Regions from separate parts of the Mus musculus genome. Here region 1 is linked to region 2. Evidence: chromatin loops called from intact Hi-C (ENCODE). Cell type or tissue: left cerebral cortex. All regions are shown on one strand.

Evidence for each region. Peaks named below come from ENCODE experiments on the same cell type or tissue, not always from the same donor. Only the 100,000 strongest peaks of a DNase experiment are listed, where the experiment ranks them.
Region 1: it touches region 2 in a loop (2.1-fold over the local background); 2 of 42 quality-filtered maps call a loop at or near these places.

Annotation. Positions count from the first base shown.
Region 1 is chr5:67,638,952-67,646,951 of GRCm38, forward strand. All of the region lies in intron 33 of Atp8a1 (ATPase, aminophospholipid transporter (APLT), class I, type 8A, member 1), which reads right to left. It overlaps Gm15478 (a long non-coding RNA gene), which reads left to right and starts at 911. Exons shown (of 3, transcript XR_003955932.1): 1 at 911-1,223; 2 at 1,554-3,646; 3 at 5,851-7,826. In left cerebral cortex, no CTCF peak of the experiment used is centred here; DNase peaks (open chromatin) are centred at 4,792 and 5,053.
Region 2 is chr5:67,691,946-67,699,945 of GRCm38, forward strand. All of the region lies in intron 24 of Atp8a1 (ATPase, aminophospholipid transporter (APLT), class I, type 8A, member 1), which reads right to left. Gm46914 (a long non-coding RNA gene) reads right to left here. Exons shown (of 2, transcript XR_001784868.2): 2 at 5,719-8,000. Among named protein-coding and RNA genes, the nearest start is that of Gm46914, 7.0 kb to the right of the region's middle. In left cerebral cortex, no CTCF peak of the experiment used is centred here; DNase peaks (open chromatin) are centred at 3,287, 5,462, 6,354 and 7,722; H3K27ac peaks cover 2,414 bases.

The sequences.
Region 1 (8,000 bases), 53 kb before region 2:
GACCTGGGAAGTCTGGCTGAGATCTTCCTTCTGAGAAACTCTAAGACAGGAAAAGAAATGTCCGCTCTATGTTCTGGCACCTATCATCAAGAAATGTCTTCTGATGTTTTATTTCAGTCCAAGTGAATGCTCTCAGGTCTGCAATTATATTCCAGGACATATAAAACAGGTTTCCCGTGACTTAGGAACTACTAACATTTATTTCTCGCTTCCTTTGATCCAAATCTGTTTTCTATGGCTTCTGGTACTCTCTGGAATACTGCATAACCCACTGGCAGAGCCATCTATCGTGGTTTAAGAAGTGGGTGCTAATTCAAGGAACTTCCGTGGTCTGGTTTATCCTTAACCACCCAGGTCGAGCTTCGTGGGATCTCTCTACCCGAACAATATGGAAGGAACTCTGTATTTACTGAGGAGTTCTCTCCTTAGAGACCTCTTTTCTCCATGTCCCGGGGATGCCCAGCATCTGGGCACTGAAGGTGACAGTGGAACTCAGCAGCCTTCTACAGCAATAGCAGGGGACAAGCGCTCCCTCCTCTGCGCATACTATTCGCAGCTTGCGTGGTATTCTCTGTACATTTATTCCGCACACGCTAGACCATACCTGTTGGTGAACTTTGCATCTCCTGATAGCCAGTGTAGGACCTGGCACGCAGGCACTCCATAAATCCTGGCAGAGCTAAGCTGAATTGGGCTCTTGTGTAAGATGAATTATTACTTTCTCCATAAAAATAGACAGGGCAGAACATCCAGAAAATAAGGAGAAGGGTGTTTTGGATAAACCCCAATATGTTTGCAATTATTTCCAGCAGCTCTTGATGACTAGGGGGAGGGGGAGGGGGAGGGAATCCTTTCGCTGCTAGGACAACCACAAACAAACAAACAGACAAAGATTGCAGAAAATGTGTAAAGTAGACACCAGCACACAGCATTTCCAGTTCTTTACCATGGCCAATTCTAGAGGTGGTAAGGGGCCGGAAAAGGCTTAAGATTCCCGGTATGGAAGCTAGAATGCCCCGTAAGAAGCTCTCGCTCTTGAATCTTCACTGTCTCAACAGAGCAGGTGATGTGAAAATAAATCAGCGAGGAAGATGTTCAGAGGAAAAGGAGGCTCTAGCTGCGACCCAATCAATTGGCAGTTGTTAAGCCTGGCTATACAGCCCTGCATACTGAAGGTGCCGTCGGCAAGGAACAGTCTTCAGAAATGGCGTAGAGAATGCCAGGTACTGTGTAGCTCTGAAGAGCCGTTTTCTAAGACTGCAGCCCCAGCATAGTAAAAAATAATTAGGAACAGAGTTGTAGTTTTATTTCGATTTTCCTTATTGTGCTATTTTTAAAATGTAAAAACAATACAGAATGGGGATGGAGTTAGTAACAAAATACTTTGATTATGAGAAAATACAGATTGAAGGTTTTAGGGTATTACTGGGTAAATTGTGTAAGAAGGGGTACATGATCTCAAATCTCAATATTTCTACTCTCTAAACAGAAAGGCCTTAGATCAGAGATGCCCTCTCTTCCTTGATCCTGAAATGCTCTCTTTCATGCTACAGGTATCCGAGTTTCAGCCCTACTGTCCCATCTTCCAAAACACCTTCTATCCAGTCCTGGTGCTCTTTCTTCCCATTACGTTCTACTCTGGATAAAGACTGCCACTACCTCATCACATACAGAAGTAACTCACACCTTAAGCCCCTTCCTGCCCTCCACTACAGAAGAAAGGAACGCAGAGGAAACTGCCCTGAAGAGTATCTAAAGCTCTGCCACACGCTGCACTCTCTGCCCTTGCTCAGTTATCTGGCGGACCACATCTGGCTCGCAGATATGACATCATGTTCTGAGTCACCAGCAAGGAGACCACCTATGGACATGGACCAGTTCTGTTCTCTGCTTCCCAAGACAGAGTCTGGAGTGAGTTAGACACTTGCTCTCCATTAGAGGGAAAGATGCCATGGATATGAAAAAACAATTCCACATCTCTTCACGGCTCTAAGAAGTGTGACGTCATAAGCATAAAGTACTGGCTGAGGACCCGAATCAGGACAGTGCTTTCTGTACTTAAATCTCTTCTGCCTTAGCATCATTTCTAGACACTCCTCCCTTAACAAGAAGGGCTTTGAAGCAGCAACTGACCACTTGCCCCACTTACTGTCAGGGTCATGGGGACTGTGATTGATGGCATGTTTTGTTGGATGGGTTGGCGATTGTCCTTGGCTCACTGAAGAACATCTGATGAGTTTAAACTAGTGGTTCCCTCCAGGATACTTGGCTTAACACAGTAATCTCAGATTTAAAAACCCTGCCCCTCCTTGGGAGCCCTAGCCTTACCACCAATAAGTTATTATATTGCTGTCTAGTAATTAAGGGTTGATAGGTGGATAAGGACTATTTTAAGCAGGAAATTCCTCATAGGAAGTGTGATTTATGACAATGGAAATAGGCAACAGCACAGTTTAGGAAAATCTTATCAATGTTGTAGTTCATGAATGTCTTTCCTCGGGGGTGACACCAAGGGGCCCAACAAAAATTTTTTACTGTTTTTCAGACTGACTTTACAAACCTCAATCAAGAGATCTGAAATTCTGTAAAACACATGCTCTTTCCTTAACTTCAATTTCCTTCGGTAGTTTTATAGATCCCCGAGGCCAGGGAGAGCAGAAACAGATGGCGCTGGGGGTGGGGGGCACTTTTCAGTGTGTGTCTGCAAAGCCGTAATAAATTTAAAAGTTTTTTTTTTTTTTTTTTTGTTGTTGTTGTTGCAACCCAGCTTCTGGTATTAATCCTGATGTGAAATGACCCTTGATAGAGTACGATATAGCTGCTTTTCTATTTTTTTTTTAAATCTGGTTTACTAATCATTTAAAAAAAAAAACATTTTCTTCTGGAAATTCCTAAAAAATACCCAGTGCCATCATCTGGACACGTCTGGAAAGCAGGCTGGCCTGTGTTTGTATGACACAGCGCTTTTCCCCAGGGACCTCCTTACCCCATAAACTGTTGTGCTGGTGTGAAAAAAATACAAGTCAGGTCTGAAGAAAAAAAAAAACCACCCTCTTAAATCACAGCCAGAAAACATTCAAAGTTGCAGCCAAGCTTGTTGCTCTGTTTTTTTCTTTATTTTTAAAAACTTTCCTCCAATTGGCTAACTTCATAGACTCCACTTTCTCCCACCAATGTCATCATTCCTTCTAAAAACCGTCTTTTAGTAATTTTGGCCACTGAGTTATTTGTTAATCACTATCATTTGATCATTGTTATAGGCAGGCGTGCAGAATGGCTGTGTTGGAGATCCAGTGCACAATTACAAAGGGATGTTTTCACATGGGAGCATCCTACCACCAACTAAGAACCACCAACTAGGAGTCACGGAAGGATGAGCTGTGCCCTGTCCTGTGGGGATGAGCCTTCTGGCAAGTCCACAGGAAAAGAAGCTACGGTTGCTTGCATAAAACAACTCTCCAAACACTGACAAAGGCAGCTGAGGACAGCTGAGGACCAGAAGGCTACATACAGACACCACTGGCCACTTCCCCAAGCATGCGGGCATCAACGTAAATGCTTATTTAGTACCCTGGTACTAAAGGAGGGTTAAGCCTCCACAGTTGCTATGGCTGAGAAACAAACCGTCAAGGACCAGGGAGAAAAGGTGAGGGAAGAAAAGCAAATGGGACAAATGTTTGAGGGTCTGGTGGTTATGGGGGTGGGGGGGGGGGCAGGAAGAGGCTGTTCTGTCCCCTGTGCTTGTTTGTTAAGTCCTTTGCTGGCTGGGTCATCTCCACTGCCATGGTGAAGGTAAAGGTAGGATTCCTACAGATGAGCTGAAGTGAGGTGGGTGCTATACCATGTGATTAGAACTCTGGGCACTTTTTAAGGAGACATAAACAGTTTCATACTTGGTTAATTTAGGAAGCTGATCTGGGGCTCTGGGTAAGCTATGAAATAACAGGACAAATGAAAACAGGAAGATGGCTGCAAGATGAAAGGAAAGAACTGCCGGGTGTGGTGGCACATGCCTTTTTTTGGGGGGTGGGGGGTGGCACATGCCTTTAATCCCAGCACTCGCGAGGCAGAGGCAGGTGGATTTCTGAGTTCGAGGCCAGCCTGGTCTACAGAGTAAGTTCCAGGACAGCCAGGGTTATACGGAGAAACCCTGTCTCGAAAAACCAAAAAAAAAAAAAAAAAAAAAAAAAAAAAAGGAAAGAACTGTAGAGCAAAGAGCTTGTGACACCTGTCAGTAATAAATTCAATGGCCTATCACTTAGGCAGGAAGCAGGAGGTGGGACATCCTATAGGCAGAAAGGATTTTGGGAGAGTGTCAAGCAAGGGAGATTTCCCTGGGAAAATATGACGGATATAGATGCATGGTGCTTTAGCACAGATAACCAGCCACATGATAGAATGCAGCTTAGAATAAGTGGATTATTTTAAGTCATGATCTAGTCAAAGAAGAACCTAGCTATGTGGTCAAGATATTTGTAAATATATCTTGAGTCTGAGTCTTATTTCTGGAAGCATGGGGCTAGGAGGAAGAATCAGAACAAACTTCTACAAACAGCCCTCCTGACTGCAAGTAGGAGCAACAGTGGGTACCCAAGAGAAGGTGGAGAATTCCTCAGCCTGTTGGAAGAAACTGGTGGTTTTTGAAAATAAAACTGGGACTTCATTCTCTGGGCTACTAGCTTGTCATCAGCTATTTCTCTATTTATGACAATATGGATCTAACTTGCATGAGTCATGCCTGCTATGAAATGTGTCACTGGGAAAACACACTGAGTGTGTGATAAGTACTTGCTCTCTTTCTTCCCACTATCTGTGAGCAAGGGTTTCCCCTTCCATATGCTATGAAAAGCAGCCGTGTCTTCACACACACCAAAGGCTGTAAAGGTGAACCCAAACCACGGAGATGGTAGAAGATGACTACACGGTCCAGAACCATATGTGAGTGCCCATGGAGCTGACTTAGAAGCAAGGACCTGTGTCTATAAGTTGCCTGAGTTGTACAATTCACACCCTGAAACCTGTGAGCTAGAGTGAGAGTCTGAGCCTTTTAATTTGTTCCACTTGAGAAGCCATAGAAGCCATGGGGGCTGGAGGTGGGAAGAGAGGATGCGTAGGAACTAGAAGGCACCATGGAGATGTAGATAACTTGTTGCCTCACTGTTGCTAGTGACTGAACTGGTCCCCATCACTGAAGCATGATTTTGGCAAGCCTAGCATCCTCCTCTGTCCATGTCATATAGAAAGAGTTATCTGAGCTGAAATTTACCTCTCTGCATCTTCTACCCGGTTTTTCTTCTGTTTGCAGAAGATACAGCAGAAGTATAGACTGATGTCATTTAATGTCCATCACAACCTGTACCATATAAATGGATAAACAAAGAAAGACAGCAGCATTTGGTCCTTGCTGTGGTTGTGCAATGACTCTTGCGGCATCAATGCCTCGGAAAAGCAGCAGTGCAGGACAGCAGACAACAGGTTTCCTCTTCTATGCAAATCCACGAGAGACAGTCTTTGGGAGGGAGCTGCCTTATAGATTCATGGTGTCCTAACTAAGCAGCTAGTACCAGAGAAGTAGCATTCACAAAAATGTCACCTTTGCCATTCCTTATGGGAGGTCAGACTAAACTCCTAGGGCCTCAGTTAAATTTGTCTTTGAATTGGTTATTAAAACAAATTTGTGATGAGAACCAGAAGTTAATGTCAGACAGGTTCGTCCAATGGCTGCTTGTCTGACTGTGAGCAAGCACCTTGGGTCATAGAGTGCCTTTACCTGCTGCCCGTCTCTCTGCCCATGCGCATGGCACTTACTTATCTCATTCTACTTACTCATTGTCTTTCTCTTCCTACCAGAGACATCAGCTGCGGAAGGGCATGATTTCTGTCATCCCTGAATCCAGTGCCTAGAAACGTGGCTGACACAGAGGAATCCCAGTAGATGTTTGTCAGACCAACTGACTATGCACACAGACCTTGGAAAAGCACCTGAGGGCAAGTGAGTGTTCAACAGCACTAGGATGACTGGCATTACGGTGCTTCCAAGACCTTGGCTGCCTGTGGGAGTAGCTCCGCTACTCTCAGCCAATGCCCCTTTAAGGCCGCAGAGTCCCCCAGCCTCCAAAGCCTGCTTATACCATTTTCTGTTCTATCACCTTGCACACTGCCTACATTAAGCTTTTTGGCAACTAAGAACAACCCTATGCATATAATTTAGTCTCAGAAGGAAGTGTTGAGACAGGGAAGGACCGGATGTAGACTACATGTATGTGTGTAGAGGCATGTAGACTCTGAACTCGACACCAGTGACCTTGCTTTTGGTGGTGACAGAAAGTTATTACCCACTGTGTCAGGAATTCTGTGAAGTTATCTCTACACTCTTGGCCTTGCTTTGGGTGGGGTTTCACTATGTGTATTATACGGCACACGCCAAGCCAGCCAGTGTTGACTGTTGCTACCTACAATAAGGTACTGCCATACATATACGGTGCTGATTTTGTTATGAAAGTCAGATGAATAAACAAACTGTAAGATGATCACCCAGTTTTTGCCCAACCTTACAATAGATATAAAATATTGGCACAAGAGTAAAAACTTCTTATATATGCATATATATATATATAGTCTGTAGTGTCAATTGAGATATAGAACCTTAGGAATTGCAAAATCTCACACACCCGAGAAATCACTTCTTTCTGAGATGACTTGAGTTCTAATATAACTAGTGGCTGTGCTTATCATGAAATGTCACAAACTGAGCACAGGAGATCCTGTTACCCCACAAGAAACAGACGGACAGCACCTATGTTTGACATCATGCATGGCAGTTCTGTCAAGCCCTCGGCTGGAGAGGAGGTTCATCTGAACACACATACACTCATGTATATGCACACATCAGAATGTGTGACAAGCACTGAAGTGCAGCATAGTGTTAAGGAATCAATCTTTTCCTTGGATCAGCGAGACTGACATGTTTTGGACAAGCTAGGAGAACCTCCAGCTGAACTAGCACAGTCCTTCTATTTCCAATGACGCTCCAGCTATGTAAATACATCATCCAAAGTCGCGGTAGTCAGAAAGCAGGAAGGAACAGAGCTCCCATTAGCAGTTCCCACCGTCCACGAAGGGACCAGAACTGTGATGGAGCACTGACATTCATTTCACGTTGAATTAAACACGGCACTGGCGTGCGTCTCAGGAGACGATATTAAGTTCCGTGTTTGGGTAATACCAGGAATTCTACAGGCAGGGGCAGAATTATATTTGGTTGGCTAGAAGCCAACCATACTTTGCACTTGTCCTAGAAGTAGGTGGTCAAAAACTCAGTTCTTGTCATCAGACCCACTAGCCACAGTTGCTTAAGTGATCAGGGGAAGGGGGGGTCTCAAACTCTTCTGTGGTACTCATTTTGAAGATAAAATCGACACAGAGACATCTGGACACGAAGGGGACTTAATGTGTACTGAGAGAGGTTCAGTTAGAACTGAGCTTGGGAAAAGCAGGTTCAGGCAGACATCACAACACAGGGACAGAGCAGCATTGGGTTTCCCACACAGCATCATCAGAGACTGAAGACATACACTGTCACACACACGAACCATTTTCCTCTTCCAGAAAAGAAAGTCTTAGAAATCAAGGCAGGGAGGAGGTATGTTCCCGGCTCTCTCTGCTCTCTTTAAAACACATGCTGTAAATTTTCTAGGCTTCACAGTGTGCGTTTCAAAAGATACCTTCACGTTCGGTGGAGGGAAGAGCCGGACTCTTGGTGCATCTGGCTTTCCTGTAATGGTATATAATGCCCCTGTCTAATAAATCTAACCACATTTTTCTTAAGAAAAAAAAAGTGTCTGCATTCTGTTAATTTATAAAAAGCAGGGTGCTGTCAGATCGAATTTCATGAAAATGATCTATAAACCAGACTGTCAAAAGTGAAGGGCACTCAGGCAGAGTTACAGGCAGGGAATACGTGCAAACCACCGGAGAGGGTTCCTGTGAACGCTACGAAA
Region 2 (8,000 bases):
GGCCTCTCAGCGGAAGTTAGAGCTTCGGGATCGTGATAGGTTCCATAAGGAAAATCATTCCTTGTGAGCATCTAGTCTCACTTGGGGTAGAGAGGAGAGGAAGGGAGAGGAGTGTGGTATGGGTAGCCAGCCTGTATTTTGGTGCTGGGGTTGGGGTACGCAGCAAAGAAAGATCAATCCAGGGAAAGGAAGGAAGGGGAGGGAGGTATAATTATATAATTTAAATAGTTCTGTGGATAAAGGCTTTTACCAAAGCCGTCGAGGTAATTATTTTAAACCACCACTGAGAGCCTCCTAAACACTTATTTTGAGGTTGGTATTAACTACTCTCCAGTGGTGGCTGCGATTCAGACGGGGAAAGGGAGAAGCATTCGTGGAGGGACTGGGCTCGGCAGCCATCCAGTCTCTCCTACTGCCTTCAGTCCAGCCAGGACGAGGTTGCTCAGAATATACCGCTGGTCTTGGGAAAATAAGCAGTAAGCAAATTACCAAACCAACGGTCTGGAGAAGGTAAGTATAGAGGTCTAGGAGAAACTGTTTCCCAGACCCAGAGAAAACGAACGCTGGACCCATTTGCTTAATAATTTCAATTAATGCAAAGAGGAATATGGAAGAGTCATTATCTGCAGGTCTTTCTTAGGGCAGAGCCTACGTACACTGTTCCTATTATTCTCTGTGTGTATTCAATGACTTCTATGCATTTCCCTCCAGAAGGGCATTCTCTTTTAGCTGCCCTGGGGGGTGGGGGGAAACTATATGCAAGAATAAATGAAACAAGATGGAAGACATGGCACTGACTCTCAGGACATAGAATCCTGTGAAGGAGTCACTCTGTCACTAGAGAAGGTACAGTTATTCAAAGATGGATCCCAATTCAGATAAAAGCACACTCTGGATTTGGAGTAGTGGAAGTGGAAATATCAGGGTACTGATCACAACCCTGAATGTGGATCACAGAAATGCTGTGATCTCTGGCATGTGAAGGGACACAAGTGAACCAACAGCCCCGTCCCTACCTACAGGAGCAGGGTGCGATGCCTCCGGGTACACCTGGTACCTCCCTCAGTTTCTCACAGACAGTTGTACGTAACATTGTTCTGACCTGCCAAAGGTATGAGCGAGGGGGGGGGGGGGGGATGGAGAGAAGGCAAAAAGGCCAGGAGTGAGCCCTCAGAAATGTCAGCAGTTTGTGGGGAGCTGTGCAAGGGGGCAGCCTGGTTAGAAAGCACTTATCTGTAATTCTGGGTCTCAGGGAAGAGTGCAGATGTTTAGGCGGAGTGAGGTAAAGAATATTCACATTTGAGGGCAGGGGAATTTCTTGAAACAGAGACACCATGAATCTGTGAACAATTTCACTCAGAGTTCTGTGCACCAGTCAGTCTTGGCTGCGCCGTGTTTACAAAAGGGGACATATTTAACTCCACAAGACCAAACAGTGTACGTGTTTGATGGGACTTTTTCAACCACATACTCTGGTTGCCAGCAGACACAGTCTCAAATTAGGGGCGTGGAAATTAAGCGATTTGCTCAAGCATCATTTTTACCTTTTAGTAATGCTTACATTTCTTACCAGGGGTAAGCAGTGTGCCTTCCAGGATCTGAACAAATCTCCCTACCACAGGGCATTACAGGAGAGTATCTCTGCCTCAGATAGAGAGCAGTAACACCTTTAACTCTGTGAGGACTTGGAGACCTCACTCAGAAAGAGCTTTGCTAACAGTATTAAGAAAAGTCAGAATAGAAGCTCTGACACTGTAGTGCAAGAGAACTCAGTGTGGTTTCAAACCTGCCTAAACTAGTTTTCAAAGCAATACAAAATCTATTGTATTAGACTCAGGGGACATATCAAAACAAAACCTGAAGTAGCTCACATTTTCTTCCCCCCACCCCCTTCCTCTTCTGGAGTCAAGTTAGTGACTTGCTTATTCTGGATTTCTTTCAGAAGCCATTTACTCATGGCTGATTCCCAAAACAGTGAGGTTTGTCTGCATAAAACATGTAAGTTGAGCCCAGAAGGGTGTAGATGACAACTTCAGCATTTATATCCTGAATGTCCTATACATTATAGTAGAAATTTACACAGTGTTAGAAGGTCAAATGTAGGTAGAAAAAAAACAAAACAAAACAAAAACAAAAAACATTCCATGAAGGGTTTTCTTTTACTATGGTGTTGGAATTTTTTTTAAATGCTTGTTAACTTAATCTCCAATGCGGCCAACAATTAATTTTCGATAAAATATATCAGAGAAGAAATATCAGAATCTATAATCAAAGTTATGGTTGGTTTGGGGCCATTTTCTTCAGTTCAATAGAGACGGGGAGGCAATGGCTGTGTAAAGCTGTCTCTCATGGAAACCGCCAACAAAGAGCTCTGCTCTCCTATGAACCAAGCTGGAAGCACCAGTAAGAGTGGAGGACGCCATCCCAGCATTTCTAGAGTGCTTACCCGGGCAGGGTGCAACACCAAGGGGAGATTAAGGGCACATGAGAGGAGCAGATGTCCCTCCCTTTGAGTCTGACTGAAGCCTCTAGCCAGCTAAGCATCAAACATTCAAGCAATTAATATTTGCCATGAAAGTTGCCTACCTAGAGAGGATACTCTTTATGTTGAGTTATTTTCAAGTAAGAATGTTAAAGTAGCATGAACTATGCTTATTCCTAATTGTAAACCAACAATGTGCTTACTAGGAATCTCATACAAACCTCATTTCTAGTTAAAAAAAAAAAAGTCTAATCCCGCTTGTGGAACTCTTGAGCGATTTGCAAACCTTCACGATGGCAATCCCTATCCAAGGCCCCCTAGAACAGCCATAAACCCTCATTTATTGGGGTGGTAGAGGCAGTGTACAGCTACCTCTGGCTCCCACAGCATGGCTATCTGTACTTGCTACAGGCTAGCCACCGTGGTCAATATTTAACAGGCACTGTTTTGTTAAATTCTTTATAATAGCATGTCTAGGACTTAGTTACTTTCATGACTTCTATTTCACAATTGTGGTACTAACCACTGGGCGTGGTGGCACACGCCTTTAATCCCAGCACTTGGGAGGCAGAGGCAGGTAAATTTCTGAGTTCGAGGCCAGCCTGGTCTACAGAGTGAGTTCCAGGACAGCCAGGGCTATACAGAGAAACCCTGTCTCGAAAAAGAAAAAAAAAAAAAAGAGCTACAAAATGAGTATAAAAAGAACAACAGCAGATGCGGATGCCGAATCACTGGAAGTATTTCTAGAGCTCCACAGGGCAGTCATGCCAGAGAGACTCAAGTAATCTCACAGTTACCTTTCTCACTGTATCACAAACCTAGTCTTCCCACAGCCGTTCTCAGTAATTTTGGAAGACTCTAATTAGAACTTGGGAAGTAAAACTAGGTCACGGTATTACGTTCCTCCAGTTCTCACCTCACAGCTCAAATGTTTTCAGCTTTAACATATTTTAAGTAAAGTATTTTATGATAGAAGGTTTTACGGGAAGCGTAGAAAGGACCCTGTGGATGAGCCAGGCTATCGGGGCGTCTGAGAGGTTTGCGGCATCATTCCTGGGCACTGGGCGGGGCTAGGGGGAAGCATATTTCCATGAAGTCAGCACATTCAAATTCCTGACTGTTGACAGGAACTGTGCTCAGTTAGAGCATAACCAGGATCCCTAAGAGAGCTGGTCAATGAGACACGAGAAAAATCATACAAATTATGGAGAGGGTCTGTTTATTACTTAATAGGCTTTGTCATCAACTTTATATGCCTCTTAATGATACTTATTCGTGACATGAAATTCTTCTTTTTTCTTTGTGTATGTGACATATACATGCATACTCGTGTGTGTGTGTGTGTGTGTGTGTGTGTGTGTGAGAGAGAGAGAGAGAGAGAGAGAGAGAGAGAGAGAGAGAGAGAGAACAAGAGAGAGTGAGCTGGAGGGGGTCAACATTTGTATGACTTTCTCTATTCCTCCCCATCTTATTTGTTGAGATAAGGTCTCTCATTGAACCTGGGTCTTTTCCTTTCAGTTAGGCTGGCTGACTAGAAAACTCCTCAGATCTGTGTTTCTTCTCCTCTAGGGTTAAAGACATGCGTCATCATGATGGCTTTTAGGGGGATTGTGGAGACTCCATCACGGGTCTCTATACGTGCAGAAAGTGTATTATCCACCAAAGCATTTCCACAACCTGAAATTCTTATTTTTAAATTTAAAAAGTTCAACAAGTCTTTTTGCCTAAGATACCTCTTTCTTTGTCTTGTGGTGGCACTCTGAAACCATGGGAATAATTGGAGACAGGTAAACCTGCCAGGTTTCCATTCAGGTCTGAAGGGTGAGACATTGGTTGTGTATATGTCTTCTTCAACTGGTTGTATGCATTCATTCAAAGGTGAAACACTGGCCTGGAGGTGTTTTATTTTGTTTTTGTTTTCTTTTTTTTCAAGAAGGTTAATAACACCAAAATCCAAGACATGACGAGAAAGCCCCAGCAATGCTTTTGGACAGTCAGTCTATTTTCTGGGAGACAAATGCTTCCTTCATCAGAGTCACCAGGAGAAACTTTCCCCTCTTTTTAGAACTGGCATTTTCCTATGTAGCTCAAGTTGGCCTCAAACTTATCTCCTGCCTCTGCCCTCTGAGTGCTGTGATCACAGGCTATGCCGACTGAAGAAGGAAGATGTTTTATATATGAGTTTTTAGAACCTGAGAATATGATTCTTTATAACAATGTAACATGAGACATTACCACTTTAACGTTAGTATGGTAGAAAAGCTGGAAACTATATAGTAATATGTGTCACTCATATGAAAGATGACTGACAGCCAGAACTTACTGCCTCATGGAAACTATTAAAGACGGAAAGTGATACACTTTGTATAAAAATTCTCATTACGCACAACAGAAAGCTATTGGACTCTTTCCACCACATTCTATGACACCTCTTTGCATGTACCACACACCACCATACCAATGCTCTGCCCAAGGTAACACCACACACACACACACACACACACACACACACACACACACACACACATACACAGAGGCAGCTAGACCTGCATGGCTCTGAGAAGCTAATTTCAATGACTAAGGTCCTACTGTGCTGTTTCAGAGGACAGCCCCAGAGCACTTGACAAGTCACACATTCATAACTTCATTCCTGAGACAGCATGCTCTGAGGTTTATGACTTGTTAATTGTTCTTTGTGCTCATGGAGTGAGCACCCCGAGCCTTCTTGCTGTCTATCAGTACAGTCTGAAAGGCAGACTGGCTGTTTTTCTTCCTCTCTGTGATGGGGAATACAGCTAATAATTTTTATAGATAGGCATTCTAGCTGCTCTCAGGATCCGCCTGAACTCGGAGCCACCGGATTTTTATGACAGATCAGAAGGCACTGTGCAAAGAGATGCTTCATCTCCTGCTGAGAAACAAATGAGCTCATCCCAGGAGGTCTGACCCCAGACAGCCAGATTTGTAAATTCGCCCCACTCCCGGGGAGTGAGTACATTCGCTCCCGGGGAGAAAGAGCTTCCCCAGACATTGTTTGGAAGGCTGGCAGTCAGGATTGCAGGCAAGAGTGCTAATCCACTGAGCCACAGTGTCTGCCGCCTACTCAAATTCATAAGGAGGCTTTAGATAGGACGAATTAGCTCACATTGAAGATTGATGCACTTTCTTTTTCTTTCTTTCTTTTTCCTATTCTTCTCTTCTCTCTTCTCTCTTTTCTTTTCTTTTCTTTTCTTTTCTTTTTTTTTCTTTTCCTTTTAAAGGGAAGCCCTTAACTTAAAATTATGTGGTGACTTACTGCTCTGGTATTTATCTGGTATTTACAACGTGTTAGGTAATTTGCTGGGCACTGGGAAGGATAAACCGGAGCAGTCCCTTCTTTCAATGAACTTGCGTGTTCTTGGAGTCTTCTCTCTCTTATTTTTTGGAAAAATAGGTAGTAAAAATACCTTTGAGGTATTTCTCAATTTGAGTTTCCACTTTACAAATCTAACAATAAAAACAAACCACGGTAACGATATATGAACAACGTGTGTTCTGGGTGGATTTGTCCACGTGACATAAACCTACATACACCCGGACTGTGGGTGGAGCGATCGCCTCCATCAGATTAGCTCCTGGCTATGTCTGTGGTGGGGATTTTCTTGATTGCCAATTGATGTGGTAGGGCCCAGTCCACTGTGGGCGGTGCCATTCCTAAATATGTGGGGCTCAGCTATATAAGAAAGGTACCCGAGCAAGCCATGAAGAATAAGCTAGCAAGCAGTGTGCCTCCATGGGCTTTGGCTCAGTTCCTGTCTTGAGTTCCTATCCTGGCTTCCCTTGCTGATGGGCTGCAACCTATCAGCCAAATAAACAAACCCTTTCCTCCCAAGGTACTATTGGCCATGTGTTCATCACCATAAGAGAGAGCAAACTGGAGTGCTGCATAATGACTATTTTTGATATTCCCTGTTCTCTTTCAGGTTGTCATTTATAGTACTGGCTATCTAAAAACACTTAGAACAGTGCTGATCTAGGAAGCATGTGGCAATGATAGAGAAGACTAAAATAAAAGCAGGCATGCTGGCACAAGCGACAGAAGGAAAAAGCCTCACCCGGCCCTGTTTGAGGCCACTCCTGGTGGCTCCTTTTCCAAGGACCATGCGGTCAAGCCTCTGAGTTGTTCCTCCACCACATCCTTGCCACTGGGGCCCCACTTCCTTCTTCCTGTACATGCGATCCATGCCTTCTTGCCCTTCTAAACATGTCTATACGTCATTGCTATGTACCTTGTATGCACAAAGTTGAGGAATACCTTCAGTGTGGGTATGTTCTCTAACCTGATCCAGTTTGCCCTGGTGGGTCTCAGATCACTTTTTCAGTTCTAATTCTGCTATTTCTTTCTAGGTGGCCTTACAAGTACCATGCCACCGTTAGCAAAGATTAAGTAGATTCGTAATGTACATCACACAGACGCATAAATATTGGCTAAGGTATGGCAAATGCAAAGAGCAAAGCACTAAAAAACAAGAAGCAGCCTGGGATAAGGGAGGCAGCCCAAGAATGAATGGGAGTGACCTTAGCTGTGACTCACAGCATTGGGGATATGGAACCTGAAGAAGCGACCTCTTATAGCAGCCAGGCAAGAACCCCAGTAGAGCAATAGGGACACCGACCCACCCACAAAACTTTCAACTCAAAATTTATTCTGTCTACAAGAAATGCAAGGAACAGAGGATGAAGCAGAGACTGACCAACCAATAACCAGCCCAACTTGAGACCCATCATCACATGGGCAAGCACCAATCTCTGAAACTATTAATGATACTCTGTTATGCTTGCAGACAGGAGTCTAGCATGGCTGTCCTCTGAGAGGTTCCACCCAGCAGCTGACCCAGACAGAAACAGACACCTATAGTCAAACCGTGGATGGAACTTGGGGACTCTTATGGAAGAACAGCAGGAAGGATTGCAGGCCCTGAAGGAGATAGGAGCTCCACAGGAAGATAAATAGAATCAACTAACCTGCACCCCTGGGTCTCTTACACAGGCTGGACTTAGGCTTCCCAGAATATATGCAGCAGATGTACAGCTTGTTCTTCATGTGGGTCCTGAATAACTAGAGTGGGGGGCCATCCCCAAAGCTGTTCCCTGTACATGGGGTATGTTCCTCTAGCTGGGCTGCTTGTCTGGCCTCAGTGGGAGGATACACCTAGCCTCACAGAGACTTGATGTGCTAGGGTGGGCGGGATTCCCAGAGGAGCCCCCACCTGCTCAGAGGAGAAGGGAAGGGGGGATAGGGGACTGTGGGAGGCACACTGGGAGGGGGTAGTGAGTGGGATGTAAAGTGAATAAAAAGGAAAAAAAAAAAAGGAAGGAAGAAAACATTTCCAGACAAGAGGCTTGTTTGAATTAAAGATATAGCACCAAAAGCCAAGCCTCCCTCTCTTCTGTTCTCTCAGATCACAAACGAGATGGCTGGGCCTCACGTCAGTGCTCAGCAACCTGAATGAAGTACTGATTGACCATCTTTAGCCTG